Regions from separate parts of the Homo sapiens genome. Here region 2 is linked to region 1. Evidence: read pairs that join two places in POLR2A ChIA-PET (ENCODE). Cell type or tissue: K562. All regions are shown on one strand. Links, peaks and the distances in the headings refer to the core of each region. The heading gives the core; the rest is flanking DNA.

Region 1 (7,923 bases), core at 2,241-6,240:
CCCTGACCAGGCACCCCTGCCACTGAGGGTGTGGCCCCTCAGATGCAGGGCCCCCTCCTCCATCACGGAATTTCACCCCGACCTCTCAAGACGCAGTTGGTGTAGACCTCACGTTCATCCTGCTTGTGGACACTGGACGGCATTTGGGGCCCAGAGAGGTGTAGTGAGCTGCCCCAGGCCACACAGCTTCTCCGCGAGTAGGGAGGCAGCAGGTCAGGGTGGGGACCCCAGGCCCTTCGTCCGCTCCAGACACTCACCTCTGTTGGGGCCGCCTTCTTCTGAGCCAAACCTGCAGAAGAGACAAGCTGGGTATCAGACAGGAAACCGGTGACCTCTGGGAGTCCTGGGCCCAGCCCCCGGCCCACCTTCTGGCGCCCCAGGCCTGGCGTGTGTAACTCCGCGTGGGGCTGGTCTCAAGGCTACACACAAGTGAAGACATGGACTGAGTGCGCTGGGAGGATGTGATGAGGGTGGGGGCCACTGGGGCCTGCCATGGTCACCCTGGTTGGCAGCCACTGGGGCCTAGAGCAGGGGAGAGGCTTTGCAGCCTCAGGGAGATGGGCAGCTGGTGACGCCTAGGCTTGGCACCCACCACGGAGGGCCTGGGGCTTGGACCTGCCTGGAGGAGGGGAGGGGAAATAGGGAGCAAACCTCCCCCGGCTCTGACCCCCTTCACACCCAGACATGAGGTTCTGGGCAGTCAACAACTGAGCAGGTCTGAACTGACCAAGCCCCGCTTCCTCGGAGGCAGGCGCCAGGAGAGGCTCGGGCATGGGGAAATCAGGTGCCAGCGTGGGGAGTGAGGGGGGGCAGGCCCCCGCTGGGGCGAGGGCAGGCTGGAGTTGCAGGGAGCGCCCAGCACCTGGGCAGCTGCGGTCAGTGGGAACTGGCCAGGGGTCCCCAGGGCTGCCGCCCTCCCTGCCCCTCTCCAGAGTGAGGTTTGTGGAAGGGTAAGAGAGGCTGCGAGGGGACCCCCAGCCCTGCCCTGGCTCCTGGGCCCGCAGCCTCCGGTCAGCGCAGCAGGGCCTGGGCCGCAGCTCCAGAGAGGACAACAGAGGCCTGCAGGATTGAGCCAACGAGCCCAGGCCTGGGCTGAGCCGGGAGCACCTTCCTCCATGCAAGGAGGCTGGGACGAGGGGAGCAGGCGAGACTCAGCTCCTAGGACCCAGGACCACATCCCCAGCCCTGGCTCCCAGCAGCAGGGCCCTGGGGTCCTCATCTGGAGAACGGGAACAGACTCTACAGCTGTGATTACAGGCCCTGAGACCGACGGGAGATGATCCTGGGGGACCTGGGAGCCCGATGTCCTCACAGGGTCCTCACGAGCGGGGGCGAGAGGGTGAGTCAGACAGAGACTGGAAGAGGCTGCGCTGTGGCTGTGAAGAGGGAGGAAGGGACCTGAGCCGACAGATGCGGGCGCCTCTAGATGCTGGGAAAAGGGGGAAACGGATTCTCCTCTGCAGCTTGTGCTGGGCCCAGCCCTGCCCACAGCTTGACTTTAGCCTGGTGAGGCCCCGTTCTGGGGCTGGACTCCTGGCCTCGGAGCCCTGAGGTGGGAAGCGATGTCAGCGACTGCAGGGATCGCACGTGCTGGCGTCCACCATGCAGGCCTGGGGAAGACCTGGTCTCGCCCTCAAGGGGCTCACGGTCAACAGGGGTGGGCGCAGGGCTGGGTGTTTGATGTGGGGTGACAGGCGGGGTGCGGATCAGCAAGGGGGGGCTTCCCTGGGCTGGTCCTGTCTGAGCTCAGTGCCGAACAAGGATGCCGTGGGAGCCGGAGGGAGTTCCAGGCGGAGGGAACGGCAGCACAAAGGTCACAAGGTGGCTGAGGCAGCCACGCTGCACGGATAACAGCAGCGTCCTCCAGGCTCATGCAGAGGCGGGTACCGAAGGGGAGTGCCTCCCTGTTGGATTCCGATGCTGGCACCACCCAGGGCCCAGGGGCATGGAGACAAATGCTTCTTTTCAATCACAGGGGCTGTGGGTCAGGGCTGACTCCACCCCAGCTCTGCCAGCATCTTCTCACTCCATTCCCCCTTCCTAGAGGAAGAGGCTGAGGGTTGGGGAAGGGAGGGCTGGCTGAGGTCTGGCAGCTGGGGGTGCTGGGGCAGGCCCTCAAAGGGGATTATTATGAGCCCGTGGAGACACTCAGGCTGCGCCGGAGTGTGTGCAGGAGGGTGCGGCAGGTGCCCTGCTCCGTAGGGCTCGGCCCTCTGGCTGCCTCCCTGCTCTGGGCTGGGCAGCAGTGCGTTGGAACTGGTCTGGCCCTGGCTTCCAGGCCGGCTGAGGTGAGCAGGGGAGGCCAGGACATGTGAGGGGCCAACTGGGCGAGGTTCAGGGAGGTGCAGACAGGTGAGGAGGTGGGTGCGGAGTCCGCGGTGCAGACGGGGGCCGTCAGGGGTGGGGACCCGGCTGGGTGTGGACTCGGGAGAGGGGACAGAGGAGAATTTCCCCGAGAGACAAAAAGTCTTTCTGGACCAAGGCCTTACAAAGCCAGCAAAGAGTGCAGAGAAGGCGGGAGCCCTTCTGTTTTATGACGCGGAAAGAGATGCTCAGAGGGAGGGGTGAACCCACCCGAGGTCACACAGAAGGAGAAGGAAAGTCAAACCTGGGCCTGGGTCGGCGATGCCCCACCCTATCAGCCCTGCCAGCGCCCCTCGGCCCCCATGGGCACTGTGCTGCTCTCGGTGGGTGCACGGGAGACCCACGTGTGTCCCATCCAGAGGCTGCACCCCGGTGACCGCCCTGCCGTCTGAAAACACGTCCACCGCGGGCACTGAAGGCAACTGAATGCGACTTGGTGGAGCAGCCCATAGCTTTGCTCTGCTGCCGGGTCAGAACTGCCGGAGACAAGACGAAGGCACGAGGTGGAAAACTTTGCTGGGGTCAGGAGCCTCGGGGCAGGGGCAGGCCGGGGAGGGGCCTGGGGTCAGGAGCCTCGGGGCAGGCAGCAGGTATGGAGGGGGCTGGGGCCAGAAGCCTCTGCAGGCGGCAGGTGGGGAGGGGACTGCGGTCAGGAACCTGGGGCAGGCGGCAGGTGGGGAGGGGGCTGGGGTCAGGAGCCTCTGCAGGCGGCAGGTGGGGAGGGGGCCGCATTCGAGACGCTGGTGGGCCCCTGCAGTCGTGGTCAGTCCCCACGCCTGCCTGAGGGTGCGGGGTTGGACGGTGTCCCTCCGACATTCACGTCCTTCCAAGAACCTCAGCCTGCAACCGTATTTGGAAAGAGAGTCTTTGCTGATGTCATTGGGTAAGATGAGGTCATGCCGGAGTGGGGTGGGCCCTGGATCCACCGCTGTCCTTATAAGAGAAGCCGCTCAGGGAGGCCAAGATGCCGTGTGGGGTGGAGGCGGGGAGGGCACCACTCCTCCAGGCCCTGAAACGCCAAGGATGCCCGGAGGCACCAGGAGCAGAGGGGTGTGGAGCTTCTCCGAGGTCGGTCGGGAGGGCAGAGCCCTGCCCACTCCTGGACCTCAGGCTCCTGGCCTCCAGAGCTGAGCCAGAACAAACGCCTGTTCAAGGCCTGCTGCTCCAAGCCCCCCAGTCCCGGGGACTTTGTCTGGGCAGCCCAGGACCTCACACGGAGCCCTCCAGTGAGGACCCCAGCCCTGGGTGGGAGGGGGCGTACTTCTCAAGGCAGCAAGAACAGCTGAAGGGTCCTCCCCTCGGGCCACCTGGATGCCCTGCAGGGCTGGGTGGGCAGCGGGTGGGCCCTGGAGGGATCTGGGGGACAGACCCATGGTGCTCACTGCAGGGGCGGGGACGGGGACGGAGGGAGTGGGGTGACTCAGGATTCCGGCTGCCACGGTGAAGGGAAAGACGGGCTGCTTCTCTGTCCTTCCAGAGGACAGGGCCAGTCGCCCCCAGGTCTCTGACAGGCCACAAAGGGCCTGCTCTGGGCCGCGGCGGGGCGGAAGGTGCTGGACGCTGACGTGATGTTTGGGTTGGCGGCCCGGGAGCAGAACAATTCACGGTTTTACGTCCAGGGTGTGGGGGAAGGAAAAGAAGAGAGGGCAGGAAGCCAGCGGTGGGCCGGGGCGGGACGTTCCAGACCTCATCGGGGGCCCGGGCGTCCCCCTGCTCGGCCTGTCTGGGGCCTCCCTGCCCACAGTCCTGACTCTACTCGCGAAACCACCCCTCTGGGGCCCCCCCACACCCACTTGGGTGACTCAGCTGTTTTCCTCAGTGGCCCCGATGCTGAGAGGTCACAGCGCTTGGGTCCACCCCTGCCCGGACTCTCCCAGGCTCCCTACGGCCCCGGGACCCAGTGGATGCAGTGAGGCCCTCCAGACCCAGCTCTGCTGACCTCACCAGGCACCTCGGGGTCACCCGTGTTGGGTGTAGGCCCCCTGCCTCAGTTTCCCTCTGTGGTTCCACGTCTTCACCTGCCCGACTCACCTGAGCTGGCTAACGGGGAGAGGAGAGGAGAGGGGCAGGCGGCTCGGGCCCTGCTGGGAACGTCCCTGCACTGGGGGCCTGTAGGGTTAAGGGACTGGCCGGGGCCGAAGCACTGAGGTGGAGGTGGAGCAGGACGGAGAGGGGAGGCACTCGGTTGGGGGACCCCAGGGAAAATGTGGGGCTCCCAGGGCAGGCAGGAACGGGCAGCAAGGGGAGACCAGAGCCGAGTGTCCTGTGGAGGAGAGGGGACGGGGAGAAAGCACAGCCTTGCTGCCACCGCCTGCCCAGGGGGTGGGGGCAGGTGAGCGCCATCTTCACTCAATCCTCGCTCCCCATGAGGCCCGCTCAGGGCACAGAGCCTGCCGTGACCCCCATAGGGGGCTGTCATGACGGTGAGCTCTGCTCAGCCTGAGACGTGACTAATTATCTGCTGAATGAGCCACCCCGTTTTCGAGGAAATTAGGTTTTAAAAATAGTCGGGGGAGGAAAGGCGAGCCGCGCTGCGGAGCCGGGAGGTGGCCCCTCTGAGCAGTTTCCGCTGGCCAGGCCCGAGGCGGGGGCTCTGCCGCTGGGGCCCCTCTCTCCTGGCCCCATCACAGGACGTGGTGGCGACCCGGGCCTGCGGTGCACGGCTCTGATCGCTGGCTGCACGGTGACCTCATCGGCCACCCCACCTCCCTGTGTGCCCAGGGCTTCTCTCTGAGCCTCAGTCTCTCTCTATAAAGTGCGGCTGAAGCCAGCTCGAGCCCTAGAGGCACTGCCATTCTCCACGGGGCCACATGGCCGCCTCTGCACCCAGCTGTTCCCTGGCCTGCGCCTGGTCTCCGCCCTGGCCCTGCCAGTGCTCCCTGGACACTGTGTCCCACACCAGCCACCTTTGCCACCCCACTGACACCGCCCCATCCTGCAGACCAGCCTGGTCCCTCCTGCTGAGCCTGGGGGCTCCCTCAGGACGGGGCCTGCCCTGGGCTGACAGCATGGGCGTGTTTGTTGACTGACCCATGGACTGACAGATACCCGTTCCTCTTTTCTCTGCACAACAGGCCTCCGCCAGAGCTTCCTCTCCACATCTGTCTGACATGGACACTGAGGCAGGGAATGACTAAACTGGGGGAGGAGGCAGATTGTCAGGCTGGCTCTGCAGTGAGACCCAAAGTAAGAATGGGGACGGAGAGGTCTGGACAGGTGGCCAGAGGGAGGGAGGCATCACAGTGAGAGGAAACAGGGCACATTCTGGGCTCACCGACAGGGCGCCGTGGGGCAGAGGGCCCAGCGAGGCAAGCTCGAGGGTGGGTGGAAGGTGCCTCAGCCCCTGTGGGCACCTGCAGGGCACTGTGACAGCAGGCAGGACAGGAACAGTGGTGGCCTCATCCCTGTAGAACCAAGGTCCAGACCCCCATGGCTGGGAGGAGAAAGCCCCAGCCCTGGAGGCGGTGGGGGCGGGGGGAGAGTGGGCAGGGCCCTGGAAGGCCCAGGATGATGAAGCTGGGGACTGGGGGGCTGGGGACTGGGGGGCCGGGGAGAGCCCACGGCAGGGGAGGGATTCTGCGAAAGGGGGCCCACCCACCCCGCCCCCACCGCAGACAAGGGTCTCCCCAGGCCTCACTGCAACCCTGCAGGGTGAAGACCAGGCCCTGTCACCCCACCAGACCCTGTGTGGCCCCCTCCCTGCCCTCTGCTCCTCCCTCTGCTCCAGCCACACGGGCCCTCGCTGTCCCTCCAGCACGCCAGCGCCACCCTGTGTCATGGCCTTTGCACGAGCGGTGCCTCTGCCTGGCCTGCCAGTCCCAAGATTCCCTCACGGTTTGTTCCTGTTTCACCCCAGACCTGGCTTGAACATCACCCCTCAGAGGCCTCCTCCAGCCAACCTGCACCAAACGATCCCCTCCTCACTGCCCGGCACACGGCACCACCTGATACATGGCTGTTGTCATCCCCACAACAGGGGTCCCAGGCCTGCTCTGTCACCTGCTCACAGACTCTGGCAAAGCTCTGAGGGCAGCAAGGGAAGGCCAGTGAGAAAGGGGCGGCAGTGGGACCCAGGTGTGTCAGAGTAGCACAGGGGGCCTGCACCCCTGGGTGGGGCCGCTGCCCAGAGGGCAACTGCTGGGCACCCCAGGACAGGTGCAGGCTCGCCGTGACACAGCAACCCGGGTGTGTGAGGACGGCCCAGGCACGGGGTCCTGCGATCCCACAAGCAGGAAGCAACCCCGGGCCAGAGCTCACGGTCACCTCCCTCATTCGCTGGAACAACCCATCCTCTGGCCTCCCGCCGTGCAGGCCTCCGACCATGGGGACCACAGGCCCCTCTGAGGACCTGCCAGGACGGCCAGGCTGGGCAGCGGCACTCCACGACACAGGCTGGGGTGGGGACCCGGAGGCGGCAGGGCCGACCCTCAGCTCTGGTGAGGCTCAGACCAGGACCCGGCGGACAAGGGTAGGCCGTGCAAGAATCTTCTCCTGCTAAACTGCAGAAAGGCCTTCTGTGGCTGTCCACAGATGGCTGCGACGCTTGGCAGTAGTGTGACTTGCTCTGACCAACAGAATGTGATGCAAGGGATGGTGTGGGCGTGAGGAAGGCTGGCACTTCTCACTGTGCCTCTGGGAACCTGGGCCACGACACTCAGAGGCCAGCTCCCTGCAAAAAGACCGGGCGGCCCCAGCTGTTCCTGCCATCCTGGCTGAGGGTTGGACAGGCAAGTGTAGGACGAGCTTGAATTTCCTGCCACTGCCGACCACAGCCATGGAACTAACCCCAGGTATGACCTACAGAAGAACCACCCAACTGAACCCAACCCAAATAACAGAATCGCAAGCAAATACACAGTTGTTTGAAGCTTCTGTCTGGGGGTGGTTTGTTATACAATAGCTGACTGAAACAGATCTCGGCTCACTACAACCTCTGCCTCTTGGGTTTAAGTGATTCTCCTGTCTCAGCCTCCCCCGAGTAGCTGCAGATCTTGGCTCACTACAGCCTCCGCCACTCGGGTTCAAGCGATTCTCCTGCCTCAGCCTCCCCCGAGTAGCTGCAGATCTCGGCTCACTACAGCCTCCGCCTCCCGGGTTCAAGCGATTCTCCTGCCTCAGCCTCCCCCGAGTAGCTGCAGATCTCGGCTCACTACAGCCTCCGCCTCCCGGGTTCAAGCGATTCTCCTGCCTCAGCCTCCCCCGAGTAGCTGGGACTACAGGCACGCACCACCATGCCCAGCTTTTTTGTATTTTTAGTAGAGATGGGGTTTCACCGTGTTACCCAGGATGGTCTCAATCTCTTGACCTCGTGATCTGCCCGCCTTGGCCTCCCAGCGTGCTGCGATGACAGACATGAGCCACCGTGCCCGGCCTATCTGTGGACTTCTTTGGAACAGGAGGAGTTACAGTTTTTAATTCCTTTGTCTTACTTGGACTTCTTACATTCAAAGAAGCATTAATAATCTGTACATGGATTATTCAGCCATGAAAAGGAGTGAGGCTCTGACGCAGGCCACAGCACGGATGCACCTTGAAGACGTCACACTCAGTGAGAGATAC
Region 2 (7,923 bases), core at 1,279-5,278, 1.1 Mb after region 1:
CGAGAGGGGTGGGGCGGGGGTGTGGATTCCTGCGGGGAGCTTCGGGACTGGAAAAAACAGAGGGTGCTCTGACCGAGTGTTTACCAAAACATGTATTAGGCAAGACCCGGGCCGAATGTGGGTGGCACCGCCCCTGTGCTGGGCCAGGAGAATGTGCCCGCACCGGTCCCAGATCCTGTTTCCCCAGTGGGTTGTACAAGACACCTTGAACTTCTGCATGAACTGGGACATTCAGAATTCCCTGGAGCAACCCCCTCCCTCCACCCTGTGCCTTGATATCTCCTATTAAAGCTTGTGTTTGAATGTCTGTTAATAGACATGATTTAATTATTGATATTAATTCAAATGTATTAATTTGAATTATTAACTTATTAATCATTTGATGTCGATTAAAGCAATGATCTTGATCCAATGTCATCTCCTCCATGAAGTCTTCCTGGATTATCTAAGGTGCAGCCCCACAGCCAGGGACAGTGGTTCATGCCTATAATCCCAGCATTTTGGGAGGCTGAGGTGGGAGGGTTGGTTGAGCCCAGGAGTTCGAGACCAGCCTGGACAACTTAGTGAGACCCACTCCCCTCATCTCTACAAGAAATATATAAAAATTAGCTGGGTGTGGTGGTGTGCACCTGTGATCCCAGCTGCTCAAGAGACTGAGGTGGGAGGATTGCTTGAGCCCAGGAGGTGGAGGCTGTAGTGAGCTGTGATTGCACCATTGCACTTCAGCCTGGGTGACAGAGAGAGACCGTCTCTAAACAAACAAACAAACAAATAAATAAATACGAGTTGAATGGCATTTACATTTTTTTTTTTTTTTGAGACGGAGTCTCACTGTCGCCCAGGCTGGAGTGCAGTGGTGCGATCTCCGCTCACTGCAAGCTCCGCCTCCCAGGTTCACGCCATTCTCCTGCCTCAGCCTCCCGAGTAGCTGGGACTACAGGCGCCCGCCACCACGCCCGGCTAATTTTTGTATTTTTAGTAGAGACGGGGTTTCATCATGTTAGCCAGGATGGTCTCGAGCTCCTGACCTCATGATCCGCCCGCCTCAGCCTCCCAAAGTGCTGGGATTACAGGCGTGAGCCACTGCGCCTGGTCAGCATTTACATTTTTAATGGCTTTTACATTTTTTAATGTAGATATAATTTGCAAAACATAAAATTCACCATTTTAACATGGATAATTCAGGGGCTTTTAGTACATTTACAAGGCTGTACAACCATCACCAAGATCTAATTCCCAAAAAATAAAGGTTGATTTTCAAAGCCTATTTAAAGAAAAATATTAACTGGCTCAAGCAATAGAAAATATATTAAAGAGCCAGCCACAATGGCATGTGCCTATAATCCCAGCCACTTAGGAAGGTGAGATGAGATCATCACTGAAGGCCCAGAGTTCAAGACTAGCCAACATAGCAAGACCCCATCTCTTAAAAGAAAAAAGAAAAGAAAATACATTGATTTTGGCCAGGTGTGGTGGCTCACGCCTGTAATCCCAGCACTTTGGGAGGCCGAGGCGGGAGAATCACTTCAGGTCAGGAGTTCAAGACCAGCCTGGCCAACATGGGCGAAACCCCGTCTCTACTAAAAATACAAAATTAGCTGGGTGTGGTGGTGCATGCCTGTCATCCCAGCTACTCGGGAGGCTGAGGCACGAGAATCGCTTGAACCCAGGAAGCAGTGGTTGCAGTGAGCCAAGATCGTGCCATTGCACTCCAGCCTGGGCGACAGAGTAACACTTTGTCTCAAAATAAATAAATAAATAATAAAAAATAAAAATAGAGACAGGGGTCTCACTGTGTTGGCCAGGCTGGTCCCAAACTCCTGGGCTTAAGCGATCCACCTCAGCCTCCCGAAATATGGGGATTACAGGAAAGAGCCACTGCGCCCAGACACTCCTTTTCCTGGGAAGATAAAAAGTTTTGCAGCTTCCCTTGGAAACTGGAAACCGTGGCAGCCTCCCAGGGCTATAATAAGGCCACAGCCAGTGAACAGGTTAAAAATAAAAGATCCCCGCCCAGGGGCACTTGGGGATGGCATTTGTGAGCCCAGGCAAACCCCAGGGCTGCAGCGAGACACTCTTGGGGGAGGGGACTGGAGAAGAGCCTGCTGTGTGGCCTCAGGCTGGCATCTGCCCCCTCTGGGCTCCAATTGGGCTGGAAACAACATTAGACAGTGATTTCCAAAGATCCCACACCTGCGCACCCCTGACGATTAACTCTGGCTTTAATTTGTCTCTGAGGGGCCTTTCTGGCTCATCCTAGTCCCGGCCTTGCAGTCTCATTGTGTGACTTTGCAAAGCGACACTACCTCTCTGTGCCTCAGTTTCTCCATCTGCACAATGGGGCAAAGAAAGCCCTGGTGACCTGCCGATGGGGATAGGTATTTGGCTGTCATTATTGTTGCAATGTATTATTTATCTATTTATTTATTTTTATTTTTATTTTTATTTTTTGAGACGGAGTCTCGCTCTGTTGCCCAGGCTGGAGTGCAGTGGCGCGATCTCAGCTCACTGCAACCTCTGCCTCCTGGGTTCAAGTCATTCTCCTGCCTCAGCCTCCCGAGTAACTGGGACTACAGGCACCCGCCACCACACCTGGCTGATTTTTTGTGTTTTTAGTAGAGACGGGTTTTCACCGTGTTAGTCAGGGTGGTCTGGATCTCCTGACCTCATGATCCGCCCGCCTCGGCCTCCCAAAGTGCTGGAATTACAGGCGTGAGCCACCATGTCCGGCCTATTTATTTATTTTTGAGGTGGAGTCTTGCTCTGTCACCCAGGCTGGAGTGCAGTGGTGACATCTCGGCTCACTGCAATCTCCACCTCCCGGGTTCAAGTGATTCTCCTGCCTCAGCCTCCCGAATAGCTGGGACTACAGGTGCCTGCCACCACGCCTGGCTAATTTTTGTATTTTTAGTTGAGATGGGGTTTCACCATGTTGGCCAGGCTGGTCTTGAACTCCTGACCTCAGGTGATCCACCCACCTCGACCTCCCAAACTGCTGGGATTACAGGCGTGAGCCACCGCACCAGGCCTATTATTGCAATTTACAGAGGGACGAGGGGGCTGTTGGCATGGCTGGGGACTGGGCACTTTTCAGGGAGCCCCCTTTGGGCTCTCTCTTTGGAGCAGGCCCGGGAAAGAGGGACCGTCCCCTCCTCAGCCGGGGTCGGGAGAGGCTGGAACCGCTGTCCGATGGTGCCCTCTGGTGACACTGTTGGCTCATTGCGGCACCTTCTGGGTCCCCACAGATAGTTCATGCGCCCCCTGCCTCCAGGCTTGGGGGACACAAGGCCTGCACCACGGTGGGCCACACTGGCTCCCCTCGGTCCCTCGGAGGGTCCACGCTCCCTCCTACCCCTCAGGGTTGTTACCTGTGCCATGCCCTCCACCTGGAGTGCCCTTTCCTTCCTGGGGGCTGCAGAGAGCTCTGAGCACTACTGGTGGGTTCAGGTCCCTGTCCCCGGGTCCCCACCCCCTATTACTTCTGCATCCCCATCACACCCAGGGCAAGCCCACACGAGACCACCCATTCCTGTGTCTGCCTCCCCTTGGAGCTGTGAGCCCTATGAGGGCAGCAACGGGATCCGTCCCAGAAAACAGCGTTCACTCGATCTGAAGCCATCCCAGGCATACAGTAGATGCTCAATACACACTGCTCAACGAGGGAATGAACGGATAATGGGGGGAATGAACAAAATACACCGGCTAGCAGGAAGCGAACGTGGAATCGAGAAACGGAAAAACTGACTTGAGGCCAGGCGCAGAGGCTCATGCCTGCAGTCCCAACACTGGAAGGCCAAGGCGGGAGGATTGCTTGAGCCCAGGAGTTCGAGACCAGCCTGGGCAACATGGTGAAACTCCATCTCTACAAAAAATGTAGGGCCGGGCACAGTGGCTCACGCCTGTATTCCCAGCACTTTGGGAAGATGAGGCAGGTGAATCATTTGAGGTCAGGAGTTCGAGACCAGCCTAGCCAACATGGTGAAATACCGTCTCTACTGAAAATACAAAAAAATTAGCTGCGTGTGGTGGCACATGCCTGTAATCCCAGTTACTCAGGAGGCTGAGATGGGAGGATTGCTTGAGCCTGGGAGGTCCAGGCCGCAGTGAGCTGTGATCGCACCACTGCACTTCAGCCTGAGCAACAGTGAGACCCTGTCTCAAAAAAAAAAAAAAAGCAGCTGGGCATGGTGGTGCATGTTTGTAATCCCAGCACTTTGCGAGCCTGAGGCTGAGCTGGACAGATTACTTGAACCCAGGAGTTTGAAACCAGCCTGGGCAACACAGCAAAACCCCATCTTTACAAAAATTACCTGGGTGTGATGGTGTGCACCTGTGGTCCCAGCTACGCAGGAGGCTGAGGTGGGAGGATTGCTTGGCCTGGAAGTGTTGAGGCTGCAGTGAGCTGTGATCAGACCACTGCATTCCAGCCTGGGTGACAGAGTGGGACCTTGTTTCAAAAATAAATAAATAAATAAATTAATTAATTAATTAATTAATTTTTAAAAAGACTTGGGCATCCACCGGGTGTGGTGGCTCACACCTGTCATCCCAGCACTTTGGGAGGCCGAGGCGGGTAGATCATTTGAGGTCAGGAGCTCGAGACCAGCCTGACCAACACAGTGAAACACTGTCTCTACTAAAAATACAAAATTAGCTGGGCATGGTGGCGTGTGCCTGTAATCCCAGCTACTTGGGAGGCTGAGGCAGGAGAATCACTTGAACCCGGGAGGCAGAGGTTGCAGTGAGCCGAGATAGCACCACTACACTCCAGCCTGGGCAACAAGAGTGAAACTCCATCTCAAAAAAAAAAAAAAAAAAAAAAGACTTGGGGATCAATTCAAATTCAAACATTTATTGAGCATCTGCTATAGACCATACCTTGGGATCCCACAATAAAGCCCACGGACAGGCAGACCATAGACATGTGGGCCATGAATAAGTTGATTGTATTTGTCTCAAACTCCAAAGTGCTGTGGAAAGATGAAGCCTATTCAGGGGATCTGGTGGGTTCTGTTTTGAATGAATTATATTATATTATATTATATTATATTATATTATATTATATTAATTTTTATTTTTTTGAGACAGGGTCTTGCTCTGTCACCCAGGCTGGAATGCGGTGGTATGATCTCGGCTCACTGCAACCTCTGCCTCCCAGGTTCAAGCAATCCTCCTGCCTCAGCCTCCTGAGTAGCTGGGATTACAGGCGTGAGCCACAGTGCCCGGCCAATTTTATTTAATTTTTTAATTTTTTTTTTTTACAGGTACCACCAGGCCCAGCTAATTTTTTGTATTTTTGTTAGAGATGGAGTTTCACCATGTTGGCCAGGTTGGTCTTGAACTCCTGACCTCAAGGCATCCCCCTGCCTCGGTTTCCCAAAGTGCTGGGATGACAGACGTGAGCCACCATGTCCAGCCTTGAATGAATTTTAAATGAGGAGCACGCATGGAGAGGGTGAGGCCTTTGATACCACAGGGAATCAAGAGACAGCATCCCGCTCTGTCGCCCAGGCTGGAGTGCAGTGGCGTGATTGATCATAGCTCACTGCAGCCTCGAACTCCTGGGCTCAAACGACCCTCCCACCTCAGCCTCTGGAGCAGCTGGGACAACAGGTGCCCACCACCAGCTCAGCCAGACGGTGATGTTTGAGCAAAGATCTGAAGCAAGTGATGAGGGAGCCATGTAGGTACCTGGGGGAAGGGCATTCCAGGCTGAAGTCACAGCCTGTGCAAAGGCCCTGAGGCAGGACCGCACCCAACATGTTATAGGAACAACGGGAAGGCTCACATGGCTGGAGCAGAGTGACAAAGGCCAGAGGTCAAGGCAGATGTAAAACTGACCCTGGATTTAACAACACAAGATCACCAAGGACCTTGAGCAGAGCAGTTTCTTTTTATTCTTTTTATTTTATATTTTATTGTATTTTTTTGAGACAGAATCTCGCTCTGTCGCCCAGGCTGCAGTGTAATGGTGAGATCTCGGCTCACTCCAACCTCTGCCTCCCAGGTTCAAGCGATTCTTCTGCCTCAGCCTCCTTAGTAGCTGGGATTACAGGAGTGAGCCACAGTGCCCGGCCAATTTTATTTTATTATTTATTTATTTATTTATTTATTTTCAGACAGAGTCTTGTTCTGCCGCCCAGGCTGGAGTGCAGTGGTGAGATCTCGGCTCACTGCAACCTCTGCCTCCCGGGTTCAAGCGATTCTCCTGCCTCAGCCTCTCAAGTAGCTGGGATTACAGGCGTGTGCCACCACGCTCAGCTATTTGTTGTAATTTTTGTGGAGACGGGGTTTCACCATGTTGGCCAGGCTGGTTTCGAACTCCTGGGCTCAAGTCATCCACCAGCCTCAGCCTCCCAAAGTGCTGGGATTACAGACGTCAGCCACCGCGCCTGGCTGAGCAGAGCAATTTCTGGGACATGCGGCTGGGGTGGGTGGTGGATGGTAATAGTTTCACAGGAAGGACAGGACAGGAAGAGGATCCTGGGGGAACTTCTGGAAATTCTGTTCTGGTGCAAAGCCTGTAGGAAGTGAAGCTGCACCCTGGCCCCTGCCTTCCAGAAGGGCCCTTTATTTTCATGGCCAGAGGGGCCAAGCGGGTCCTGGCTGTGCAGCCTCAGAAACTTCCTCTTTCAGTTCCTGGAGGGAGCCCGCAGGGTCTGGGTCATGCAGTCTCTAGCTTGAGCAGCAGGGTGACCCCTGGCAAAGGCTCAGCATCATGCCAAGCCCAGGAGGGCAACAGATGCTTCTAGAAGAAACTAAGGGCCGGGTGCAGTGGCTCACGCCTGTAATCCCAGTACTTTGGGAGGCCAAGGCAGTAGGATCGCTTGAACCCAGGAGTTTGAGATCAGCCTGGGTAACATAGTGAGATTCTTGTCTTTACAAAAAAATACAAAAGTTAGCCGGGTGTGGTGGTGCCTGCCTGTAGTCCCCGCTACCTGGGAAGCTGAGGCGGGAGGATCGCTTGAGCCCAGGAGTTCAAGGCTACAGTGAACCATGATCTTGCCACTGCACTGCAGGCTGGGTAACAGAATGAGACCCTGTCTCAAAAAATAGGATGGGCATCAGAAAACATATTCATGTTTTGCTCAGTGAGAGAAGGCAGACACAAAAGGCCACACAGTGTGTGATCCAATTTCTTTCTTTTTTTTTTTTTCTGAGATGGAGTCTCGCTCTGTTGCCCAGGCTGGAGTGCAGTGGCGTGATCTCGGCTCACTGCAAGCTCTGCCTCCCAGGTTCACGCCATTCTCCTGCCTCAGCCTCCCGAGTAGCTGGGATTACAGGCGCCCGCCACCACGCCCGGCTAATTTTTTTATATTTTTAGTAGAGACGGGGTTTCACCGTGTTAGCCAGGATGGTCTCGATTTCCTGACCTTGTGATCCACCTGCCTTGGCCTCCGAAAGTGCTGGGATTACAGGTGTGAGACACCGCGCCCGGCCACGTGATCCAATTTCTGTGAAATGTTCAGGACAGGCTCATCCACAGAAACAGGAAGGGGATGCATGGGTGCCGGGGCTGGGGGGAGGCAGTGGGCAGTGTCAGCTGATGGTTCCAGTGCTGCTTTTTGGGGTGATGAAAGTTTCTGAAATTAGATAGTGGCAATAGTTGCATAATATAGTGAATACAGTAAAAACCACTGATGTCTCCACTTAAGAAATAACAGGACCAGGCGCAGTGGCTCACGCCTGTAATCCCAACACTTTGGGAGGCCGAGGTGGGCAGATCACCTGAGGTCAGGAGTTCGAGACCAACCTAGCCAACATGGTAAAACCCCCGTCTCCTACTAAAAATATAAAAAATAGCTGGGTGTGGTGGCGGGCCCCTGTAATCCCAGCTACTTGGAAGGCTGAGGCACAAGAATCGCTTGAACCAGGAGGTGGAGATCACGCCACTGCACTCCAGCCTGGGTGCCGGGGCGAGAC

Evidence for each region. Peaks named below come from ENCODE experiments on the same cell type or tissue, not always from the same donor. Only the 100,000 strongest peaks of a DNase experiment are listed, where the experiment ranks them.
Region 2: POLR2A ChIA-PET joins it to region 1 with 5 read pairs; 1 of 35 experiments calls an interaction of 5 or more read pairs at or near these places.

What each region holds. Positions count from the first base shown.
Region 1 is chr19:3,667,065-3,674,987 of GRCh38, forward strand. It overlaps PIP5K1C (phosphatidylinositol-4-phosphate 5-kinase type 1 gamma), which reads right to left. Exons shown (of 18, transcript NM_012398.3): 2 at 258-289. Among named protein-coding and RNA genes, the nearest start is that of PIP5K1C, 29 kb to the right of the region's middle. RefSeq lists enhancers at 5,091-5,766, 6,703-7,496. In K562, for the core only: CTCF peaks have their summits at 4,894 and 6,146 (motif pointing left); DNase peaks (open chromatin) are centred at 3,267, 3,827, 4,167, 4,777 and 1 weaker place; H3K4me3 peaks cover 2,041 bases.
Region 2 is chr19:4,800,862-4,808,784 of GRCh38, forward strand. FEM1A (fem-1 homolog A) reads left to right here. Exons shown (of 1, transcript NM_018708.3): 1 at 1-412. Among named protein-coding and RNA genes, the nearest start is that of FEM1A, 13 kb to the left of the region's middle. RefSeq lists a silencer at 3,473-3,634. In K562, for the core only: a CTCF peak has its summit at 3,229 (motif pointing left); a DNase peak (open chromatin) is centred at 3,220.